2 separate regions of the Homo sapiens genome follow, and region 2 is linked to region 1. The links are chromatin contacts, found by Hi-C in ENCODE. All regions are on one chromosome and are shown on one strand. The core of a region is the stretch at or near the end of the contact, and the rest is flanking DNA. Distances in the headings are between cores, read along the strand shown.

Region 1 (7,559 bases), core at 99-2,598:
TCTCAATAAAGCTGTTACAAGAACAAAATGTATGTGAAAAGTCACCAGTAAAGAAAACCTGCCATTATTACTAAGAGCCAAATCTGTGGTGATTTTTAAGAAGCTCCCACCATGAAGGAAAAGGGGATCTCACCTGAAACTAACAACAGGTCCAACCTCAGAAAAGATGTCCTTCAACTGCTCTTCAGTAGCTTCATAAGGAATGTTCCCCACTAAGGAAGAAAATAGGTAACATTAAAATTCTGAGTTTATAACATAGATCTTTAGTGAGAAAGTAAACTTATATCATCAAATATAAGACTCAAAATAGTGTTCTCCAATCCCAATTCCATTGTATTTCTTCAGACCTCTTAACAAAGGAAATATACCACTGAAACTAAATACAAAATGTGTAGGTACTCTCAAATGTTAGTTCTCAGACTGATCTGACACGTGTTAGATTTTCCTTAACTTTGGTGCAAATAAATACTTTGGCACTGGTATTTACCTAAAGATCTGCAAGTCTCATCAGTGACTACAAAAAATATCAATGTTATTTAATATAATTTTTAAAACAGGTTCCTATGTATTTCCACACATACAACATTTAAGGGAGAATGACGATGAATGTAGTGAAAGATGTTTAAAAAGTATTCTGAACTACTTTGTCATGTCCCTTTCAAATGGTACTCTAAAATAATCACACGTATTTTTAAAAACAACTTATTTCAGCCAAAAAGATAATTCAGAATCGTTTCGATCCTTTTTAAAATTCCTCTGAGGAGATCTTAATAGTTCATTCATTCATTCACTTACAAGCCATCTCAGGACACCAGGTGGCCGCTACCACTATTGATGCACTAAAATGTTACAGATAAAAAGCAAAGGATGAAAGTCCTTAGGAGAGGACAGTAAGTGGACACTAGGATCTATACCCTCAGCATATAGTCTGTATTCTGGGGCAGAGGATGAGAAGTAGTACGGGACAGTGAGGAGCTGTTACCGTGAGCCTTCTCCTCTAGAGAATAATTGAAGCTCATGAAAGGAGAAACGCACAGAAGCTGAACGCTAGTCTAACTTCCCCACTGATATTGCGGAAAGCCTACGAGACCTCGGCAGAATGGGAATATCTCTTTGCTCATGAGTCCACCAGGTTGGACGCCCTACAGGATAAGCAGGGAGAACTGCACGTCCGAACCGTCAGCGGCTCCGGTAGCGATTCATGAGATAGAAGGTGCAGAGGGGAGTCCCTCCCCGAAGCTTGACTACAACGAATTCCTCTCACCGAACACAGAACGTAGAGAACGATCCACCGCTGGGTCTCTCACAGTCAAACCCGCCATAGCTCTGTTGAGTCGGCTTCCGGTGCGCCAAAGCACACTTCCGTACGGAGCACAAGCCCAGCGCTGAGCACGCTTCCGTACGGCGCGTGAGCCGGAAGGGCCTGGGCGGAACGGACGCAGAGCCCCTCCCCTGGAGACATTCTGTTAGCCGCAGGCGCGAGTTGCGTCCACCGGAGGGCTATATTCTCACTCCTGAGATTAACTCTGTTCCGAGCCAGATGCAGGCGAGTCCAGGCTAATTTGAAGGGTTTCAGCCTGCAGACTTCCTTCTTATTAATTTTCTCTTAGGTTGATGCAAGTACTCCTCAACCACAATAAAGGCGCAGCGGCTTTACCATGGTAACAGGGAAGTCCTTTGCTGACAACTGTGGGGCTTGCATTTTAGTTCCGCCCTATCAAGGGAGGGAAATGCTTGGGCCCGTCCCAGCAGCGTGCATATTATTTGCTAAACCTGTTCGTGTGTGGAGTGAGATGAGGAAAGGGCATGCCAGCCGAGAGAAGCATAGTTAAAGAAATGGGAGAGGTAAAGGGAGAACAGACCTCTGTCCTCGTGTAGTCCGTGGGTTCCATGTGCTTCGTGGTGGGGCGGTGCGGCAGGGGATTCTGGCAGGCAGAGTATCGGAAACAGAAAACGTCATTCATCGGTTTTTCCACACTTTGGTGCCCACGCGCCTGGGATATGGCATGCAGGGCAGGTCGTTGTATCATCCCGGAAAGGCAGACCCTGCCGGGGTTGGAGGAAATCCAGGGGGCACCTCAGGAGGACAGGGTTAGGGGATAAGCAAAGGAAGGAGCCAAGAGCGCTACCTTTGAGGGACTTGTCCGAAAAAGGAAGACGGTAAAATAGCCACGGAATTGGAGGCATGGACGTTTTTATTAATTCCACATGTATTAAAAGTATATGGGCCGGGCGCGGTGGCTCATGCCTGTAATGCCAACACTTTGGGAGGCCGAGGCGGGCGCATCACCTGAGGTCGGGAGTTGGAGACCAGCCTGGCCAACATGGAGAACCCCTTTTCTACTAAAAATACAAAATTAGCCGGGCGTGGTGGCGCATGCCTGTAATCCCAGCTGCTCAGGAGGCTGAGGCCAGAGAATCGCTTGAACCCGGGAGATGGATGTTGCGGTGATCCGAGATCTGCCATTGCGCTCCAGCCTGGGCAACAAGAGCGAAACTCCATCTCCAAAATAAAAGTATATGAAATATGATAAATATTTAGAAAAAATTAATAAGTGCTAGTTTACACCATGAAGCATATCACTTTAAGAAGTAATTCTGGTAAAGATGGAAAGTTTGAGAAGAGTATACCCATTTCCATGACTCTAGAGTCCCATTTGCAATCACTGTGTGACCAAGAGGACACCTTGTGTAATGGAATGGTCCAAAAGGAGATTTACAGCTCTGTAGAAGGCACAGTTTCAAAGAGTTTTGGTGTGTCATTGTTCCGTTGTGGTGAACTTTTGCTAAATGCATGTACGGCTGAGTATATTTCTAACTCAGTGTTTGGCAAACTTACATAAACAAAAGATTAACCTGGGGTCTTTGAGTAAGAGTATAGATTCCTGGGGCTCCACCCCAGCCCTATGGAATGGGACTCCAGGGAAAGAACTTGGGAATCGTTATATTTAAACAAGTGCCACTGGCGATTCTTAGGGTCAGGTAATTTGAGTAGCATTGTAGTTATTGAGGTAGCTTTATGGCAGCATTTAAGACACGCATGCTTTCTTATGAAATTTCCCTTAAAGTAGTTCTCAAAGTTCTCAACCCTTGTGGAGGAGCATTTTTGGAAATGTACAGTGGCATTTTCAGTTGTTGCAATGACTACTGCTAGGGGAAGAGAAGCCAGAGATGATAAATGGACTGCCATGTCCAAGGCAGTTCTACAGGATGAACCCCTCCCCCCACTGAATGCCAATAATGTCTCTCCCCTTGAGAAACACTTAATATCAGCCATATTAGACCAAATGGACCCTGGATCTGAATGCTATGTTGCACTGCCAGCCTTGCATAAATAATTTTTACTTTAGCCTTCTTACAACTGTGTAGCTGATCCCAATGAGTTAGTAATAATAAAAGCTAACATTTATTAAGCACTTGCTGTGTCCTCATTGTATTAGTTTTCTATTGCTGTGTAACAAATTTCCACAAACTTAGTGGCTTACAACACTCATTTGTTAGCTCACAGTTCTGTAGGTCAGAAGTTTGGGTGGACATGAGTGGGTTCTTTGCTTAGGATCTCACAAGGCTGAAATCAAGGTGTTGTACTCTTATCTGGAATCTTTGGGAGAAGAATCAGCTTCCAAGCTCATTTTTCTTGTTGGCAGAATTTGGTTGGCTGTGGTTGTAGGACCGAGGTCCTTGTTTCTTTGCTGGCTATTGGCTGGAGGGCTGTAGCTCTTAGCTCCTAAGGGCTTCTTTTTGGTCCTTACATGTGGGTTTCTACATCTCAGAGCCAGTGATGGCACATTGAAACCTTCTTATGCTGTGAATCTCTGACCAGAGATTCTCTCTTTTGACCAGCTGGGGAGAACTCTGCTTTTAAATGGCTCTTGTGTTTAGGCAAGGCCTACCCAGATAATCTCCCTGTATTAAAGTCAACTGTGCTATGTGAAAACCTAATCATAAGAGTAAAATCCATTATAATCACAGTCTTAGGAATTATGCAGGGCAAATACATCAAGAGGTCAAGAAATCTTGGAGCCAGTCAACTGTACCCATTTTATTGATAAACATGTCTAAAGAAGTTTCAGTAACTTTGCCTAGGTCCCACAACAAGCAAGCTAAGGCATGGTTTGAGCTCAGGTTGCTCTGGCTCCAGAGACTGCTTAATTGTTATATCTCCTGCCTCTCAATGTAACTGAGGAAATATGGATGGCTCAGCATATTTTGTCACTGTTTTTAGGAAAGAGTACAGAACATGTGACCTGGTGATGGTGGGTCCGTGGCTCATAACAATGAGCTACTCAAGAAAAGGGTGGGGGACTTAGCCAGGGCTTGTTCTGCTATCATCAGCCGTCTGTGGGAAATAGACTATTGATTCTGTGACTTCAGCAACCAACTTCACTCTACTGGTTATAAAAGAGGAGGTGTGTGCAAGGGATGTATCCCAAGTGCTTGCTTTTTTATATTTAGATTTCACTTATACACTGTGTGCTAGTGACTCCTGCCTCAGTGCCTGTCTTGTGAGAGTCTTTCCCTTCATTGATATACTCCCTGAGTGACAGCATTTCCTTTGCCTCCAGTTTATAGCAAAATGAAGACAGAAGGTGGGATGTTTCATGCTGTTGTTGATGTTATGACTGAGCCTCAGTTAACGATGTAGGTATGATATGAAAAGGTAGGGGGAACACAAGCAAAGAAGCATTTCTACAAAAAACGGGACTAAATATATAGGGTAAATGTTATTTGGGGCTTTGAATGGAGGAGAAAGGGAACCTAGTGGAGAATCAAAGAATTTGGGAGACCACAGTCATGATTTGTGGGGCACTGGCAGAAAACTTTGTTGAAAAGTCCTGAGTTCTTAACCAGTCATGTCGATGACACTAAGAATCTTGAGTGAGGTAAACGTAAGTGAAACAAGCAGAGATATTCAAGACTGTGAAGGCACAGAGACTTGGGTTCTTTCTCCCAGTCATAAAAGATTAAATTTCTAAGGCTGGGGTACATACTACTTCATGTTTGATCCATGTTTGAACCTCTTCAAAGAGTCATGGAATAAAATCCCTCATTGGTCTCGCAGGGGATATCTGGAAAGGCAGCAACTCCTGGATAGTTGTCATTGCATGAAAAAGGTGCCAGATGAGACTGGTAGCATTACCTGTGTTAAGAGAAATCTTCAATGAGCAGCGCCTGCAAGAGCTAAGGAAACTTGTAGCCAGAGAGCACCTGAATGCTGACGTGGATTCTGATCAATAACAGGATGAAGATATCAATTGGTCTGCTTTCTAGAAAGAAATATCATTCTTAAGTTCTGCACTGCTGCATTATCAGGCTGGTTCTACAGCAATGTCTATACTTTCTGGGAATATTTGAGGGTTCAGCCCTGTGGCTACTCTACAGAGAGTTGTCTAGTCCATCAAAACTGATCATGTTGTAGCATTTTCATTTTTTATTTCTTAGCTAATAGATTTTATTCTCAATACACACTGCATGCATTTCTTTTATTCCTTTCCCAGAATCCTGTTCCTTCAAAGAAGGTTCAGAGTTGTTCACCTGCTCAAAGGATGTGTTATGAGATATGTTGTTTGCTAGACGGCCAGGGAGTTCAACTGAATTGGAGGAAGATTTGCCCTATTCTTGGCCATGGCATGGTGACCTCTTATTACTGAATAAGGACTGCTTCAAAGCCAATCATTGGGTAAAACTAGGTAAGAGGAAGAAGTCTTTGAGATTTTGTTTTGTTTAAGAACCAGAACAATAGGATATTGTTGGCTAGCACATGGCATCCAGGGTTTAGCAAAATGAAGATGAGTATTCACCAGATAGCACTCAAACTCAAACAGTGTGCTGTTGGGTAAGTGTGGCTGGGTAAAGTGTGTGGATAATGGTATCAGATTGGGGAAAATGGAGTGATAATGACTAAGAAGAGCTAACATTTGCGAAGGGCTATATAGACTACAAGGCTTCTCTACATGGATCTCATTTGATTCTCACAAAACCCATGAGATCATTTTAGTATGTTACCTTTTTTTTGTAGTAAAATATAAATAACTTAAAATTTACCATTTTAGCCATTTTTAAGTGTACAGTTCAGGGTCATTAAGTACATTCATATTGTTGTGCGCCAGTCTCCACCATTCATCTCCAGAATTTTTTTATTTTCCCAAAATGAAACTTCATACCCATTAAATGCTAACTGCCCATCCCCTCCTCGTAGCCCCTAACAACCACTGTTCTACTTTCTGTCTCTATGAATTTGACTACTCTAGGTACATCATGTAAGTAGAATCATACAATATTTGTCCCTCTGTGGTTGACTTATTTCACTTAGCATAATGTCTTTAAGGTTCATCTATGTTATCCATGTGTCAGAATTTCTTTAGTTTTTAAGACTGAATATTTTATTGTATATATATTATATATAAATACACATTTTGTTTATTCATCTGTTAATGGACACTTGGGTTGCTTTCACCTTTTGGCCATTGTGAATCATACTGCTATGAACATGGGTATACAAGTATCTCTTTGAGTCCCGGCTTTCAGTTCTTTTGTGCCCAGAAGTGGAATTGCTAGGTCCCATGGTGTGATGATTAGTTTTAGGTGTCAACTTGTCTGGATTAAGGAATAACTAGAGAACAGGTGAAGCATTATTTTTTGGTGTTTCTGTGAGTGTGTTTACAGAGGATATTGGCATGTGAGTGTGAGTGGACTAAGTGGGGAAGATTTGCCCTCAATGTGGGCAGGCACCATCTAATCAGCTGGAGCCAGGATAGAACAAAAATAGCAGAGAGATTTTTCTCGCTCTTGCAGGTGGGATACACTCTTCTCCTGCCCTTAGACATCAGCACTCCAGGCTCTTTATCCTTTGGACTCTAGCAGCCCCCTGGGTTCTCATGCCTTCAGACTTGAATGGGGCCATGCTACTGGCATTCTAAGGTCTCCAATTTGCAGAAAGCCTGTTGTGGGACTTATCAGCCTCCATAATCACATGAGCCAATTCCCCTAATAAATCCCCTCTTGTATCTTTCTCTCTATATATAGCCTATTGGTTTTGTCTCTGTGGAGAACCTTGACTAATATACATGGTAATTTTATGTTTGATCTGTTGAGAAACTGTCATACTCTTTTTGACAGTGGTTGCACCATTTTACATTCCTACAGCAATGCACAAGAGTTCCAATTTCTCCATATCCTTGCCAACATTTGTTATTTTCTGTTTTTTATAATAGCCATCCTAGGGGGTGTGAAATGGTATTTCATTATGGTTTTGATTTGTATTTCTCTAGTGGTTAGTGATGTTGAACATCTTTTCATATGTTTACTGGTCATTTGTATAACTTCTTTGAAGTTCAGGTTCTTTGCCCATTTTTAAATCAGGTTGTTTGTTTTTTTTGTTGTTGAGTCATAGGAGTTCTTTATATATTCTGGATATTAGTCCCTTATCACATATATGATATGCAAATATTTTCTCCTATTCTGTGGGTTGCCTTTTCACTCTGCTGATAGTGTCCTTTGATATACAAAAGTTTTTAATTTTGATGGAGTCCAACTCATATAATTTTAAATTGTTGCCT
Region 2 (6,918 bases), core at 2,467-4,966, 2.4 Mb before region 1:
ATCATGTTCTGGTCACTGAACGTTATGTCCTCTAAAGTTTTGTGCTCGTCGCCTACCATCACAGAAACTCCCACGATAGGAGTCTTAATTTAGTTCTCCTTCAACCAATTACATTGTGACCCCGTTCCCTGACCTTTACCATTTCCAGCAAATTCTGTTCTTATCATCCCACTCTCCCAGAAACACCAAGGAGACAGGGCTCATTTTGGTACTTCAAAAAACCATATTCTGAACCCAAGCATTGACACTTTTATTTCTTCCAGAAAGTCTGTCCTTATTCCTCATTCTCCCCCAAAAACCCCAGTGAGGAGGCTTCAGCTTTCTTTCAACTAATCATGTTCTGATCTCACACCCCCACAGCTAGCTTTTTTTGTGAGGGAGGTAGATTGAGGCTACTTTGGGAAATCCACAATTGGTCTTTGCCAGAAGGCATAGTACTCATTTTCAGAGGAACCAAAAGATCATTCATGGACTCTACTCAGTCAACTAGCCTTTTTGAAGTGCCTGAGTTCACCACTGTGCATTTTCAAATCAGACTCTATATCATCCTCTTCCTCTAGACAGGTGAAAGATCACTCCAGCTCCAAAATTATCTGAGGCAGAGTTTCCCTTAAATGTGGTTCTCAGTTGAACATGCAGGAATTCTGATGACTAAATAGTGTGAAGTTCATATAAAGTGATTTTTGCATAAGTTGTATATGCTTTTCCATTTACACTGATTGGCAATCAGTACATAATGCAAAAATTTCCAAATAATTCTTTGTGGAGGCAATGTGGTGAGAAGACAAGCACCCTGAAGCACCAAGGCTGTGGTCACAGCTTTCACTAATTGGCTGTATGACCTTAGGAAAAATCGCTTTCTTAACAATTCTTCACTTGTGAAACCAAGTTTGCACCAAATAAGTGATTTTCATTCTTTTTTCACTGTGATCTAGTTAGAAATACATCATAAAGGTGGCAATATTTACTACATAGAACACATTATTTTCTCCAAAACAATTCTTAACACTACTCACGGGTGATAGGATGACTTTTGTTCTCTTTTTAAAAAATTGCTTGTTGTAACCCACAAAACTGATTTCAAGAGCCATAGAGTGGCAATCCTAACTTTGAACAACACTAGAGGATCTTACTTTTTTTATCCCTCAATATTCTAAAAATTAAAGTGTACTTGAGATGTAGAAAAACAGTGTATAGAAAAACAGCCCCATTCTTGCTGAGTCTCTTTTACCATCCTCAGCTTGTCATCAAGTTACAAAAGTCAAATATTCTGCATCTCCAGATGATAAGGTCCAATAGAAAATGGCCCAGGCTGGATTCCCCCACCCCCAAGATATTCAGCAGGAGTTAGCCTTGGTACTTAACATCTCTAAGCCCCAGTGACCTCATCTGTAAAAGTGGGATAACAATACAGATTTTATAGGTTGTTCTAAGAATAAAATGAGATCCTGGATGTGAAACTGCTGACAGGGGTGATGAATTCTGAGTTCCTCAGGCTGTGACCTTCAGGCATGTTTTGCTTTGCACAGTGAATAACTTTGCCACTGTCCCTACCACTCCTATAATCATCAGTCTTATTTTAAGGTCTCATACTTTTCTTTTTTAATTACTTGCCCATCAAAGTCAGATTTATCTTGATATTGTTTATTGTTTACGGTTATGACACATTATATATATACACACACACACATATGTATATAGTTACGTACACACACACCAATGGCACTGATTTTGGTACACATCAGAATTACTTAAGAGAGTTTGTTAAAAATGGAGATTCTGGAGCCCCACTCTGTGAGTCTGGACGATAGGTCCTACATTTTTAAATGCCCCTGCCTGCCCCCAAGGTGTTTTTATACAGATGGTAGACTCACTCTGAAAAACACTAGAACATACATTCTTAAAATATCAAACATTGAATTCTGGGTATGATCATTCTTTTTTGGTCAGGGACAAGAAAAAAACTGTCAAAGACAACTGAGATTTTGAGTCCAGGTAGCCGGAGGAGGAAAAGTAATACTTACAAAAATAAGGACTGGAATGAAAAAGGAAGATGATGGAATACAGACTGCTTTTTGAACTGCTTTATGCATTTCATATTATGAAAAGAGTATTTTTCCTAAAATAGGTGAATTGCCATGCTGACCGTAACTTTTAGGCTGAGACAAAACAATATTCAATTAGAATTCTAATTTCCATTAGAAACTGGTAAGTGTAAACCCCAAAAGGCTTACAGAAAAAGTAAATCACAAAAATACAAGCTTGTAAAGCAGTGTTCACATTAACCTCAGCGAAAACTTTTAGGATTCAAGGTATGAGGCAAAAGTCATAATGGTTGTCAGGTTCAGGAGTTTGGAAGCGCATATAGTGCCTCATCTGCTGTTCCCTAGTCTTTCTCTTGATTTCCATCATCTGCCCTACAAACCTTTCTACATCATCTCTCGCTTCATTGTGCTCAATATGCCTATTAGGTATGGCCCATCGAAAATTAGGGACAAGTCGCCTAACTCGCCCCCGCCTGATATTTCCTCCAGGCTTCTGGCCTTCACCCCCTCCCAAATGGCGGGATTCTTCTTCATTCTGCGTGGGGGCCTGCTCCCCTCCTTCGTTTTCTTGTTGGGCATTTTCCCCGTTGAGATTGTTTGCCGCTAGTTCCTCTTTGGACTCCATTACTCCTAGGAGACAAGAGAGAGAAAATGGGCTGAATTCTTGGTGGACTGATAAGCACTGAGGACAGAGGCCCTACTAGGCACCTTTTAAAATTCAGAGCCCTGGACTTGACTTTATACTCTAACATTTCATTTTTTTCCACCTGAGAAGCCAGTATGCCCTGTGGGGTGCCCTCAATCCGAGCCCCTCCCTTCCGCAAAGCCCACCATTTTCCCTGTAGATCCATCTCCAGGCTTCCGCAGGCAGCAAAATGGAGGACGAGGATGGCGTGTGGGAAGGGGAGGGTTGCATGGGGTAGAGGGGGGCGAGGGTGAAGGCATGGATTAGGGTCTCAGACTGGGCTTTCCTCACGTTCCGGCCCCCGCCTCACCACCGACCCTCGCACCGACCTGGGCCTATCCTTGCAGTCTCCTCCTCCGGATTCTTGACGCGAGGTGCGCCGCCGCGACACTTAGCCCCGCAGACCTGCAGACTGCCGGGGTGGGGGAAGTGGGGGCTGCTGCAGCAGAACGCTAGCTAGGAACTACCGCCATCCGGCCCCTCCCCCGCCCCGCCCCGAGGCCCTGGCCCTGGCCCTGGCCCTGGCCCTCCTCGCCACCCTCGCCCCCCGCCTCAGCCGCCCCGCCCCGCAAGCTGACCACCATTTTCTGCACCAAGAAGTGCGGGGCAGGGGTGTCGGAAAAGCTTGCGCTGATGGCGTAGGCAGGTGTTTCCGAAGGGTCGTAGCCCCAGGACCGCCGGCTCCCTCCGGGCCGGGCACCTCTCCGCTCAAGGAAGGCTCGCGGGCCCGCCGCGGGGCCCGGGGGCTGCATCGCGGACCGATTGCTTCTCCGCACGGCTCCCCCGGGGTGGGCATCCGCAGGCCGGAGCCACTCCCTCACACCAACCCCAGGGACCCCCCGCCGGGTTCCTTACCTGCTCCCCCTCCGCTTCCTAATTTCGGGGCCGCCCCTGGCCCACACGTCCTCAGGGCCACCGGGAGCAGGTACCACCGCCGAGAATGGAACGAGCCACGACGGCTCTGACGCCAGAGCGAGACAACACTCAGTGTTGGCCGGTCACGTGGGGCTGTTGTCATCGCCAACGGCTCCGCCCCCGTCCCACGCCCCCTCCTGCAGCCCGGAGTCAGGCGGGGCTTTCGGGTCAGCCCCTATCCTCATCCGGAGTCTCTTTTAGTATCTCCAGACTGGCCGGCCCTTCCACTCTCCTGTCTTTGTGTATTCTTGGGACTTCCTCTGCCTCCCCAAGAGGGAAGCTGTCTTCTCAGGGAGCTGTTGGCCATTCCCACTTCTGTGGGGACTTGCCTCTCCCTGTCCTGGGCTCCCAGGATTTTCCCCACATCTCCCAACCAGGACGCGGGCGCAGAATTTAAAGGGGTGCAAAATTCCTCAGCAGTCAAGAAAAATAACATTTTAATGCAACATTTTAAAAAACAATTATTGCAAGAAAATTTATGATGAGCAAGATGTCAAAAATTTAAATAAAGAGAGCATCAGTCCCGCCCACCCCAATGGCAAACTGTGGTACTTGTTACCAATGCTCATCCTTTTCTCCACACCAGAACGTTTGGGGGGGGACAGGAAATGAGTCAAGGACAGTGGATTTTTTTTCTAATTCTTCTTAATACCTTTCTGTTCTGTTCCTTTTTTTGGGGGGTGGGGCAGAGTCTCGCTCTGTCGCCCAGGCTGGAGTGCAGTGGCGCGATCTCGGCTCACTGCAAGCTCCGCCTCCCGGGCTCACGCCATTCTCCTGCCTCAGCCTCCCGAGTAGCTGGGACTACAGGCGCCCGCCACCACGCCCGGCTAATTTTTTGTATTTTTAGTAGAGACGGGGTTTCACCGTGTTAGCCAGGATGGTCTGGATTTCCTGACCTCGTGATCCGCCCGCCTCGGCCTCCCAAAGTGCTGGGATTACAGGCGTGAGCGCCCGGCCCCTTTTTTGTTTAAGAAACAGTCTTTATAGTTTAACTTTATCTTAACTTTAATGGAAAATTTCGAACATTTGGAAAAATGGAATAGTATAATGCAAACCCCATGTACTAGTCCTCACTCAGATTCCACAGTTAACAACTCATGGCCAATCTTATTTCGTCTTTATCTTACCCGCTTCCCAACCTTAAAATTATTTCTGAAGCAAATTCTAGACATAATATCACTTTAGGCATAAATATTTCAAAGTATGTATCTACAAGATAAGGGTTTTCTTCTTTTTAGCATATAACCACAATACTGTTGTCACATTTAATAATTCACAATTCCTTAATATCATTTTATGTCTAATCTGTGTTCAAATACCCAATTGTATTATAGTTTTTTTTAACAGTTTGTTTGAATCAAGATACAAATAAGATATGCGCATTTTGATTGGTTGCCAAATTTCCTAAATTTCTTTTAATCTGTGGGTTTTCATTTTTTAATTTTTTCTTTAATTATTGATGAAATAGTCATTTGTTCTGTATTTTCCTACAGTCTGGATCTCAGTGGTGTCATTAACACATTATCTCTTTACTCTGTGGTTCCTATAAGATGGTAACTAATTCTAGAAAAGCATCCTGGAATTTGGGTTCAATTTCAATTCAAGTTTGTCCAAGGGAAAGCAAAGACTCTTTCTGTTTTCCTCTTTTTGGGATTTTAGCTGAAATATTTCTATAAAGAGACCCTTCCTATTTTAGGTCGGGCTCCCTAGAAGCAGAACTTGGAACAGAGATCCTTATGAATGTAGTTTCTTGTAATGCTCTCTCAGGTTAAAGGAAGTAAAGGCAGCAGGACAGGGCTGGGGAGCAGGGCAGTGATGAAGAATGGGGTTTAACTAGAGATTAAGTTTAGTTAATCGCACCTGAAAACTCTGAAGCACACACAAGTCATCCCACGTTGACAGTAAGTCACTGGCTTTTTGTAGCTCAGCGTCAGTCACAGATCAAAGTCTGTAGGTGGAGCAGAGCATAGTCTCTGGAGCAAGGTGGCTCCCATTTGGCAGAGAACAATTCCCTGGAGAAGAGGTAAAATGTGAGTTGTATGGCTCAGGCCTGTAATCCCAGCAATTTGGGGGGCTGAGGTAGGAGGATTGCTTGAGCCCAGGAGTTTGAGACCAGCCTGGGCAACATAGGGAGAACCCCATCTCCATACACACACACACACACACACACACACACACACGCATACACACACACAAATTTAGCTGGGTGTGGTGGCACGCAACTTTGGTCCCGCCTACTTGAGAAGCTAAGGAGGGAGAATTGCTTGAGCCCGGGAGGTCAAGGCTACAGTGAGCTATGACAGCACCACTGCACTCCAGCCTGGACAACAGAGTGAGACCTTGTCCCCTCACTCCTCCCGAAAAAAGATGTAAGTTGTTATCAGCCAACACACACAGCCAGGGAAGGTTTCATAGGTATATGACTTGTGCTGTGGCACAGGGCCCTGATGTCAGAAGAGTTCTACTCCTGGTTTAATGCTCTGCTGTCGTGTTGAAAGTTTTACTGATTTTATTTCTGAATACCGTCAGGCATAGATGTGTCTACAGGTTATCTAAACTGTATTCAGAAACAAGTCCAGTTGGCTTACAGGTGCCTCCAACTTTTGTGTCTCCTTCCTTCTCCCCTAGGTACTTCCATGTTTACTGCATACTGCTGTCCCTTCTACTGGCCTTTTCCCTTCTGCTGACCTAATATGCCAAAGCCCCATTGATTTATCTGGGCTTTTTGTTGAGCCAGAGACCCACTCTGTCCCTAACAAAGTGGATAAAGGTTAGGTGTGGTGGCTCACGCCTATAATCCCAGCACTTTGGGAGGCCGAGGCAGGTCTCTCTGAAAAAAAAAAAAAAAAAAGGTGTGCATAAAACCTCTTTCTTTATTTTATACTTACAGGTACTGTGAGATACACATATTCATCTGTGGTTTTTGGCTCATAATTCCCATAGCCTTTGTTATTTCCTAAGTGGCTAGAACAATCAGCATATCTTTGATTAAAGTATTTGGCCTTTTGTTTCGGAACAGCTTCAGAACCATAAACATAAAAGACTGTCTTTCTTGGCCGGGCGCAGTGGCTCACACCTGTAATCCCAGCACTTTGGGAGGCTGAGGCGGGTGGATCATGAGGTCAGGAGATCGAGACCATCCTGGCTAACACGGTGAAAACCCATCTCTACTAAAAGTACAAAAAATTAGCTGGGTGTAGTGGCAGGCGCCTGTAGTCCCAGCTACTTGGGAGGCTGAGGCAGGAGAATGACGTGAACCCGAAAGGCAGAGCT

What was found. Hi-C counts contacts between places; a loop is a spot of excess contacts on that map. Pooled maps may share reads with other maps.
Region 2: a loop to region 1 is called in a pooled map, with 8 times the contacts of the local background. The contact joins the promoter of BEX4 here to the promoter of CSTF2 in region 1. A Hi-C loop is called at or near these places in 5 of 50 pooled maps.

What each region holds. Positions count from the first base shown.
Region 1 is chrX:100,814,180-100,821,738 of GRCh38, reverse strand. CSTF2 (cleavage stimulation factor subunit 2) reads right to left here and starts at 1,348. Exons shown (of 14, transcript NM_001325.3): 1 at 1,265-1,348; 2 at 134-212. The coding sequence starts at 1,322. RefSeq lists enhancers at 1,117-1,276, 1,557-1,606, 1,617-1,676.
Region 2 is chrX:103,211,906-103,218,823 of GRCh38, reverse strand. BEX4 (brain expressed X-linked 4) reads right to left here and starts at 3,716. Exons shown (of 3, transcript NM_001080425.4): 1 at 3,586-3,716; 2 at 3,060-3,142; 3 at 1,578-2,675. The coding sequence starts at 2,670. The coding sequence ends at 2,308.